2 separate regions of the Homo sapiens genome follow, and region 2 is linked to region 1. Evidence: read pairs that join two places in POLR2A ChIA-PET (ENCODE). Cell type or tissue: A673. All regions are shown on one strand. Region 1 overlaps SYT11 (synaptotagmin 11). Region 2 overlaps GON4L (gon-4 like).

Region 1 (5,000 bases):
CTAATTATAGGAAAACTTGGTGAACGTCAGAGCATAAACAAGACACTGCCACAACATCTTGTGGTTCTCAATGCCAGGATACAATGAGACATCCCAGAGTCCAGCCCTGAAGGGGTTTTCGCATCCTCTGAGACTGGAATCAGAAGGTGTGAATAGAAATGGAAGCAGTGGCCTGTTTCATCCCCTTCTCTCCCCTCCCCTGTCCCATCTTTTTTCCTCAGGGCTCTGCCGACCCATTCTGCTGTTTCCGTATTCCCTTCACAGCAGCTCCCATCCTCTACTCCTTCCCTTGTCTACCTCTCCTTGAAGGAGGAGCCTTTCCAATACACCCTTCCCTGTGACTCCAACCTTGGTAAAGTCACCAACCAGCTGGACTCCTCCAGACAGCTATACACTTGCAGCCCAAGGCTGGGAGTAGAACATGGCTCTGTGCCAAGCTGCAGCTGGGAAGAGACTGGCAATGAAAGGGACTGATTTGGGCTGGGAACAAAACAGCCTCAAATCAAGGGCACTGGACACAGCACAGACAATGGCATTTGCTAAGCTGCCAGGGGCTCTTGGCAAGAGCCACATTTCTTTCCACTTTATTAACTCCCTTGAGGAGGGATAAGCCAGGGCTAGGATCCTGAGCAACACATGCCCTGGAGAAGGCCCGAGATAGGTTACCCAGAGCCTGTGCAGCCCCACCCTAGAGCCTTCCAGCCTCCCAGGCTTCCTAAACCCATTTTCCCAACCAGTGCCCGTAGGCAGGACTATGTTCCATCTGAGCCATGGCTGTCATCTCCCTAGTCACTCATCCACTAGGTTCCCTAGAAGTGCAGGCTGCAAATGTCTATCCCAAATCCTCCCTACCATAGCAAAGTAGGATCTCTCCTTGGTGAACGTCAGCTAGAGCTGCCCTGGACCATGCCACACTGGCTGTAAAGGGCTTTTTCCTGGTCTGGATTACATAGACCAGGAAAAAGCTACTGCACTCTAGCCTGGATGACAGAAGGAGACCCTGTCTCAAAATAAAAAATAAAAAATAAAAAATAAAAAAATAAAAGAAAATATGGCCAGGCACAGTGGCTCACCCCTGTAATACTAGCACTTTGGAAGGCCAAGGCGGGAAGCCCAGGAGTTTGAGGTTGCAGTGAGCTATTACCACAAACTGCACTCCAGACTGGGCAACAGATCATGTATGTGTATTGCAGGGAGGAAAAGGGGGATGGGATTGAATGTTAAGGTTTTGTTTTCCCATGGTTGTGATTTAGGCTAGAGGTGGCCCTCAGGACATCTGGCCTCAAGAAGGGTTTATTGAGCTTATGATGGTCCACCTAATACAAGGGCTCCTTGGCTAGAAAATCACTCTGAAAGAGGTTCTGCTAATTATAGGAAAACAGACTATCCCTTGCCTAAGTATTATTTCTTCTGAGTGTATTCTTTAGGACCACTGTTCCTGTTCCTCTGTTCCACTGAAGGAGCAAGGAGATTGCCCTCAGAGAGCCGAGCCCCGCAGCTCTGTCAGGCATGAGAAAATCCTTTCTCCCCCTTGTCCTTCTGCTTGCCTGCCCCCCAACAGGGCCTTTGCCTCACTAGGCCAAGGGGCTGGGAAACAGAGCTTGCTCACAGCCTTCAATGGCTCTTTCAAAAGAAAGAGCCATTGACATAGCTACTTGGAATGGGAATTGGGTAGAAAGAGAAAGGGAGGGAGCTTGAGGGAATGACATTAAATTGCCTTCAATGCAGAATGGAGTGGCATTCAGGTGGTGTTGTGGCTACAGACTTGGGCATCACAAAGCGGCGCTGAGTGGGGATGGGCATGCTGCCCGTGTGAGATGGCACAAGGTGAAGGAGGGATCAGATGGAGGACAGTTGCCTGAGGAGTGATTTTAAGGGAGAAAAAAATGAAAAGGGTAACCAGAAGTTGTCAACTTTCCCAAAAAACTAGGAAAGAGGCATGGGGATTTTGATTAGGAAGATTTTCCTAGAATGGATGATTTAGGATACAGAATTTTAAATAAGTAATCGGGAAACCTAAGCTATAATCTTGTCATTCGTGTTATTCTTGCAAATAAAACTGTGCTTTTAAAATCAGATGTCGGCTAGGCGCGGTGTCTCAGGCCTGTAATCCCAGCCCTTTGGGAGGCCGAGGCAGGCGGATCACAAGGTCAAAAGATTGAGACCATCCTGGCCAACATGGTGAAACCCCGTTTCTACTAAAAATACAAAAATTAGCTGGGCGTGGTGGCACGTGCCTGTAGTCCCAGCTACTCAGGAGGCTGAGGCAGGAGAATTGCTTGAACCCGGGAGACAGAGGTTGCAGTGAGCCAAGATCACGCCACTGCACTCCAGCCTGGCGACAGAGCAAGACTCCGTCTCAAAAAAAAGAAATAATGAAACGTTGCTTTTCCCCCACCTATCCTTCCTCTGTATATAAAGTTAGAATCATATTTAAAGACTGCATATTTAGTATTTAGATACTCAGTATTGAAGGATGGCCCCAGAAATGGATATATCAAACCTAGCTAACATTTTATTATTATTCATGGAAACAGACGGGAGCAGTAGCCAAAACAATGCAAAAGTCCTTTCTAGATCAGTGCCGTCTAATGATGATAGAAATGTTCTATATTTGCACCATGCAGTGTGGTAGCTACTAGCTACATGTCGCTATTGAGCACTTGAAATGTGGCTAGTGTAACTGAGGAACTATAATTTTAATTTTATTTAATTTAAATTAAAATGTAAATAGGCACGTGTAGCTAGTGGCTACTGTATTGGATAGCTCAGTTCTGAATGTTTTGGAATCCATTCAATTTTCTTTTCCATATGGGATTACTTTTCATTTGATGTGGCTAATAGTAAAAATGAGTTTATATTCACTGATTACATTCTGATTTCTGGCAAAAGGAAAAAGCCCAGAAGTATACTGGTTGGCAAGAGCAACCAGACTGTAATTCAAAACTGGCTGAGGGCCAGGCATGGTGGCTCACGCCTATAATTCCAGCACTTAAGGAGGCTGAGGTGGGCGGATGGCTTCCACTCAGGAGATCAAGACCAGCCTGGCCAACGTGGCGGAAACCCCAGACATGGTGATTCACGCCGGTAATCCCAGCTACTCAGGAGGCTGAGACACCAGAATCGCTTGAACCCAGGAGGTGGGGGTTACCGTGAGCTGAGATCGTGCCACTGCACTCCAACCTGGGTGACAGAGCAAGACCCTGTCTCGAGGGGAAAAACAAACAAAACAAACAAAAACACATTGGCTGAGGGACCAAGCATGGTGGCTCACACCTGTATTCCCAGCACTTTGGGAGGCTGAGACGGATAGATCACTTGAGCCCAGGAGTTTGAGACCAGCCTGGGCAACATAGCAAAACCCCATCTTTACCAAGAATACAAAAATTAGCTGAGCCTGGTAGCACATGCCTGTAGTCCCATCTACTCAGGATGCTGAGTTGGGAGGATCACTTGAGCCCTGGATGTCAAGGCTGCAGTGAATGCACACCACTGCACTCCAGCCTGGGCAAGAGAGTGAGACCCTATCTCAAAAATAAAAATAAGGCCGGGCGCGGTGGCTGACGCCTGTAATCCCAGCACTTTGGGAGGCCGAGGCAGGCGGATCACGAGGTCAGGAGATAGAGACCATCCTGGCTAACACGGTGAAACCCCGTCTCTACTAAAAATACAAAAAATTAGCCGGGCATGGTGGCAGGCGCCTGTAGTCCCAGCTACTCAGGAGGCTGAGCCAGGAGAATGGCCTGAACCCGGGAGGCAGAGGTTGCAGTGAGCCGAGATCGCGCCACTGCACTCCAGCCTGGGTGACAGAGCAAGACTCCGTCTCAAAAAAATAAAAATAAAAATAATAAAAATAAAATAAAACTGGCTGAGGATACTTTCCATGGATACGATTAAGAGCTGACAATAGGCCGGGCATGGTGACTCACGCCTGTAATCCCCGCACTTTGGGAGGCTGAGGCAGGCAGATCATGAGGTCAGGAGTTTGAGACTAGCCTGGCCAATGTAGCGAAACCCCGTCTTTACTAAAAATACAAAAATTACCCGGGCATGGTGACATGTGCCTGTAGTCCCAGCTACTCGGGAGGCTGAGGCAGGAGAATTGCTTGAACCCAGGAGGTGGAGGTTGCAGTAAGCCATCGCACCACTGCACTCCAGCCTGTGTGACAGAGCGAGACTTCATCTCAAAAAAAAAAAAAAAAAAGCTGACAATACATATGTTATGGGTAAGGACAAAATGTGGGGCTTCTCTCTAGCAGAGAAAAAACATGAAAATATTTTTAAAGTTGATCCCCTTTTGTATTTCAATTTCAAAAGCTAAGGAGTGGGTTTAAACCTTGGTTAGATTTTTTTTTTTTCTGAGACAGTCTCACTCTGTCGCCCAGGCTGGAGTGCAGTGGCACAATTTCAGCTCACTGCAAACTCCACCTCCTGGGTTCAAGCGATTCTCCTGCCTCAGCCTCCTGAGTAGCTGGGATTACAGGTGTGCACCATCATGCCCCACTAATTTTTTGTATTTTTAGTAGACGGGGTTTTACCGTGTTGGCCAGGCTGGTTTTGAACTCCTGACCTCAAGTGATCCGCCCTCCTCGGCCTCCAAAGTGTTAGCATTACAGGCGTGAGCCACCATACCCAGCCTAGTTAGTTATTTTTTATGCCCTGTGAGAGACATTTCCATATGCTCCTAGGACGAAACATAGACTCAATAAATTTTTAAAATCATGTGAAATATCACAGTTTCATTCCTGGAGATGACTTAAGGCCTACAATCAAAGCACAAACTATTAGGCTTATTTCTTGTTTTTTATTGATGAGTTAATTGGCATATTTGCTGCCGCTGTTCTTTCCTGCACCAGACATACCTGAGTAGATAGTGAACTAGCCTGGGAGCTTCTTAAGGGTAGGATTCCTCAGTATCCATCTTTTCAGCCCTAGCTTCTAGCAGAGAGTGCCTGGCACTTAATAAGTGCCTAACAAGTCATTTTTGTGGGTGTGTGGTG
Region 2 (5,000 bases), 110 kb before region 1:
CTGTTAATGGAAGACACAGAGCAATAGGCAAGGTAAAGATCTTTTTCTGGGAGTGAGCAAGTGAAAAATCATCTTCCACGTTCCACAGTTCTACCCACAAAACCAAGCAATGCTTTTCTCTAGGTCACAGCCCTAACCTTTCCTTACTGATTACAGCCCCATAATGAAATAGGTAACATGTGTTTGTACATGTATTTCAGCATGGGCGTAATTTGAGAGTAAATAATACATAAGTTAGGAATGTCAGTAAAACATTAGGAGATAAGAAAAAGCTATGACTATCATTGCCAGTATTCTGCTTTCCAGGGGGATAAAGGAATCAGGTGGTTACCAAGAGAAGGACACAGTTCTCCAGGACACTACCAAGAAGTGGTTAGCTTATGTGTGGTTTTTTTTTTTTTTTTTTTTTTTGAGACAGGGTCTCATTCTGTTGCCCAGGATGGAGTGCACTGATGCAATCATGGCTCACTGCAGTCTCAACCACCTGGGCCCAAGTGATCCTCCCACCTCAGACTCCCAAAGTACCTAGGACCACAGGCATGCACCACCATGCTTAGCTCACTATTTTTTTTTTATTTTTGTAGAGATGGAGGTCTCCTGTGTTGCCCAGGCTTGTCTTGTCTTGAACTCCTGGACTCAAGGATCCTCCTACCCCAGCCTCCCAAAGTGCTGGCATTATATGCAAGGGCCACAGCGCCCAGCCTGGTTCATTTTTTTTTTTTTTTTGAGACAGAGTGTCGCCCTGTCACCAAGGCTGGAGTGCAGTGGTGCGATCTCGGCTCACTGCAAACTCCGTCTCCCAGGTTCAAGTGATTCTTGTGCCTCAGCCTCCCCCGTAGCTAGGATTACAGGCGCCCACCACCACACCCGGCTAATTTTTGTATTTTAGTAGAGACAGGGTTTCACCATGTTGGTCAGGCTGGTCTCTAACTCCTGACCTCAGGTGATCCACCCACCTCGGCCTCCCAAAGTGCTGGGATTATAGGTGTCAGCCACCACGCCCAGCTGGTTCATGTCTTAAGAGCAATGTATTTTCCTGAAATCCACTTGCTGGCCAGTGTACCCACTATCTTTCTTCTCAAGCCAAAGGTTCTATAAAGGTCCTTATCAGCGCACCCAGTAAAGTCACAACCTCCCACTGATGATGGTGGTATCATCTTTCTGCCAATCTCTGGTCAACAGAAGGATGATGGCAGGGTACTAACAATAAACATACTTATGATTGAATTCTATGTCTCCTTGTGGTTCTGTCACAGAGATCTTTTGCCAGAAAAGCCAAGATAGAGGAATATGAAGCCTGTTGCATAGCCTGAAAAACAGACTTTATGTTGAAAAACATCTCCCTTGAAGAAGCAGCCACATTCATAGAGACTGGCAATAACAGGAAGCAGCATTTGCCTACCCTGGTCAGATAAGCTTGGGCAAAGGCCAAGTCCTTCTGCTCCCTGAGTGGATCTCGCTCGAGAATGTCCTCATCATACAGCAACAGCAGCTTGGAGGTGTCCTTGCTGGCCCGAGCCCGACTTCCCCGCTTGTTGCGAGCTCGATGATTGTTCCGGCCTTTTCCAGCAGCTTTGATGCTCTCTCCTTGTAGCACACATGAAAAGGATTGTTTCCCTGTCCCTGCAACCTGTGTTCTTCCCATTCCACCACATGCACCACCCCAGCCAAATCCTATTCAATATTATGGAGCAATTCAAGGAAAAGGTTTTTGGGAAAATGGTATGAGAACTAAGTCCGTCAAGTCAGTTCTACGCAGAGTCTGCAGTGTAACTGCCTTAATTGGGATGACAACAAGATAATCAGCTACTTCATATTGAGAAAGGAAGTCTAAAGAGCAAGTGTGGCTTCTGTAGTGCTTTTGAGAGACTATGTCTTGATGAGGAACAAGCAGTGTTTTCTGAAATAAACATGGGTCTTAGCCCCACACATGACAGATAAGGTAACAATCAGTTTAACAAAGTGAACTGCCAGGCACAGTGGCTCACGCCTGTAATCCCAGCACTCTGGGAGGCCGAGGCGGGTGGATCATAAGGTTAGGAGTTCGATACCAGCCTGACCAACATGGTAAAACCCCATCTCTACTAAAAATACAAAAATTAGCTGGGTGTGGGGGCAGATGCCTGTAATCCCAGCTACTCAGGAGGGTGAGGCAGGAGAATCGCTTGAACCTGGGAGGCAGAGGTTGCAGTGAGCCAAGATCGCACCACTGCACTCCAGCCTGGGCGACAGAGCAAGACTCCGTCTCAAAAAAAAAATAAAAAAATAAAAAAAAGAAAGAAAGTGAACGAAGCTAATATAAATCTAGCAACGGATGAGAATTGAATTAAAAATTTCTGAGTATCTGTTCTCCACAAAGATACCACATTAAACATGTTTTGGGGGAGGGGTGTTGCAGAAGAGATCCAGAGGGTTTCCTCTGGAAATCCTCCACCTGGTTTATAAGCTACCCACCCTGCACACTGTCCTCTAGACAATGAGGTTAAGTGAGAATGGTCCTTCAGTATAGGTTTGCCTAGCTCACCTGGTGGAGTTCTGCTGGTCTCCACTTCTGGAGCAGTCTCAGGTGAAGCAAAAGTAGGAGGCTTCTCAGCAGAGTCTCCAACTGCTTCATCCGTCATTTCATCCTCTTTCTGCAGGCTTTCCATTCCTTCTGCTTCTTCTTCCTCCTCTTCTTCTGGCTCAGAGTTCTCCTCCTGAGAATTCTCTTCTTCAGACTCACCCTCCTGACTCATGCGCCTTTCAGATGCCAGCCAAGTCAGTTTCTCCATTGTTTCCTGTAAAACCCTCCAAAGAGTACTTATAATGGCTCTTAGTGGCTCATGAATTGCAAACAACACAAAGCTATATCAGGATAATCTGAAGTTAAACAATGGGGAGCCCACTACAGCTGTCCTGAGGGGAATTCCTTGAGTTATGAAATCCCAGCAATGGGCCAGGTACAGTGGCTCACGCCTGTAATCCTGACACTTTGGGAGGCCGAGGTGGGTGGATCACTTGAGGCCAGGAGTTCAGGACCAGCCTCGCCAACATGATGAAACCACGTCTCTACTAAAAATACAGAAATTAGTCAGGCATGGTGGTACATGCCTGTAATCCCAGCTACTTGGGAGGTTGAGGCATGAGAATTGCTTGAACCCGGGAGGTGGAGGTTGCAGTGAGCTGAAATTATGCCACTGCACTCCAATCCGGGAGACAGAGTAAGACTCCATCTCAAAACAAAAACAAAAACAAACAAAAAAAAAACACAGAAAAAACCACACACAAAACAAGACAAAAAAAAGAAATCCCAGTGATAGCTGACATTCGGCCTGACAGCAGGAGAGGGGAAGAAGTTCCCTTTTACAAACTTCTGTAACCTGAAGATAGTTTTCAGGCTGGAGTGAGATGGTGCAATCGTGGCTCACCGCAACCTCTGCCTCCCCGGTTCAAGCAATTCTCCTGCCTCAACTTCCTGAGTAGCTGGGATTACAGGCATGTGCCACTACGCCCAGCTAATTTTGTATTTTTAGTAGGGATGGAGTTTCTTCATGTTGGTCAGGCTGGTTTTGAACTCCCGACCTCAGGTGATCTGCCCGCCTTGGCCTCCCAAAGTGCTGGGATTTATAGGCGTGAGCCACCGTGCCCAGTTATTTACTATTTTTTTTTTTTTTTTTTTTTTTTTTTTTTTGAGACAGAGCCTTGCTCTGTTGCCCAGGCTGGAGAGCAATGACGTGATCTCGGCTCACTGCAACCTCTGTCTCTCGGGCTCAAGCAATTCTCCTGCCTCTGCCTCCCAAGCAGCAGGGATTACAGGTGTCCGCCACCATGCCTGGCTAATTTTTGTTATTTTTAATATAGATGGGGTTTTACCACGTCGGCCAGGCCAGTCTGAAACTCCTGGCCTTGTGATCCACCCACCTCAGCCTCCCAAAGTGCTGGGACTACAGGAGTGAGCCACCAAGCCCAGCCTATTACTATTTTTTAAGGCATTTAAAGTATGGTCAGGTGATTCAATTTAATGTGTAAACGAGTTTAATATAATAAGTAAAATTTCATCCTTTCCATCTCATTTCACCTCAACTCCACAATCATGTCCCATAATGCATTCACAAATCAAATACAAATGATTTTAGGACTATCCATAGTGCAGCAAGCAAGCAGGTGGCATATCAATAAGTGATACATATTACTGAGTCCACGAAATACTTGAGAATATTCTCCAGCTCTCACCTGGAGTTCTGGGACAGAAAGCACAGATTCCTCAGAAGCTGATGACATTTCATCTTCCTCATCTTGGGTGAGGTCATCAAAGTCCTCTTCTTCCTCTTCTTCTGGCCCATTCTTCTCTCCTCCAGTTTCTGGCCCAACTGGAGTCCCCACTGACTGACCATCAACACTGGATGAATCTTCTGGCTTCCCTGGGGGGCTACTAAGCCTCACTTCAGGATCCATTGAGGACAAAGCATTCTTTGATGATCCTTTGTTCACATCTGTCCCTGAGGTTCCTTCATCAGGGGGCTCTTGAGAAGATGAAGGGGTTTTAGTTGGCTGACTCCTCTCCTCTTCCTTCTGTAAGACTGTCTGTTTCGTTACTTCTCCAGCACTGCTCAACTCCTCGCTTGGGGCACCAGTGTCCAATTCCACAGCATGTTCCACTTTGATGTCATCACAAATATCACGCTCAGGGGATCCACTGATTTCCTCTCTAGCTTCTTCAGGTTCCATCTTGACAATTTCCTCTAAATCCCCAGGGGTAGGGTTGTTTAGAGACTCCTGGATGCCCTGAGGGAGCGGCTCCAGAGCTTGCCTCCCCTCCTCTGTTTTCACAACGGTCCAGCGACAGGCACTATTCTCTGACAATCCTTCTTGGCACTCTGCATCTGCTAGTGGAGGCCCTGGGCTATGTTCCACTTTCGGGAAAACAGTAGCAGAGAGAGGAGATAGTTCCTGGGGCTCTAATTTGGGTTCTAGGCCCTGAAAGGCATTTTCCCCATCAGCCACAGCACAAGCAATGTCCA

Evidence for each region. ChIA-PET counts read pairs that join two places held together with the same protein. Peaks named below come from ENCODE experiments on the same cell type or tissue, not always from the same donor. Only the 100,000 strongest peaks of a DNase experiment are listed, where the experiment ranks them.
Region 2: POLR2A ChIA-PET joins it to region 1 with 6 read pairs; 5 of 35 experiments call an interaction of 5 or more read pairs at or near these places.

Annotation. Positions count from the first base shown.
Region 1 is chr1:155,871,064-155,876,063 of GRCh38, forward strand. All of the region lies in intron 2 of SYT11 (synaptotagmin 11), which reads left to right. Among named protein-coding and RNA genes, the nearest start is that of SYT11, 14 kb to the left of the region's middle. In A673, no CTCF peak of the experiment used is centred here; DNase peaks (open chromatin) are centred at 438 and 2,978.
Region 2 is chr1:155,760,788-155,765,787 of GRCh38, forward strand. It overlaps GON4L (gon-4 like), which reads right to left. Exons shown (of 32, transcript NM_001282860.2): 21 at 4,213-5,000; 22 at 2,525-2,777; 23 at 1,403-1,587. Among named protein-coding and RNA genes, the nearest start is that of DAP3, 74 kb to the left of the region's middle. In A673, no CTCF peak of the experiment used is centred here; a DNase peak (open chromatin) is centred at 2,734.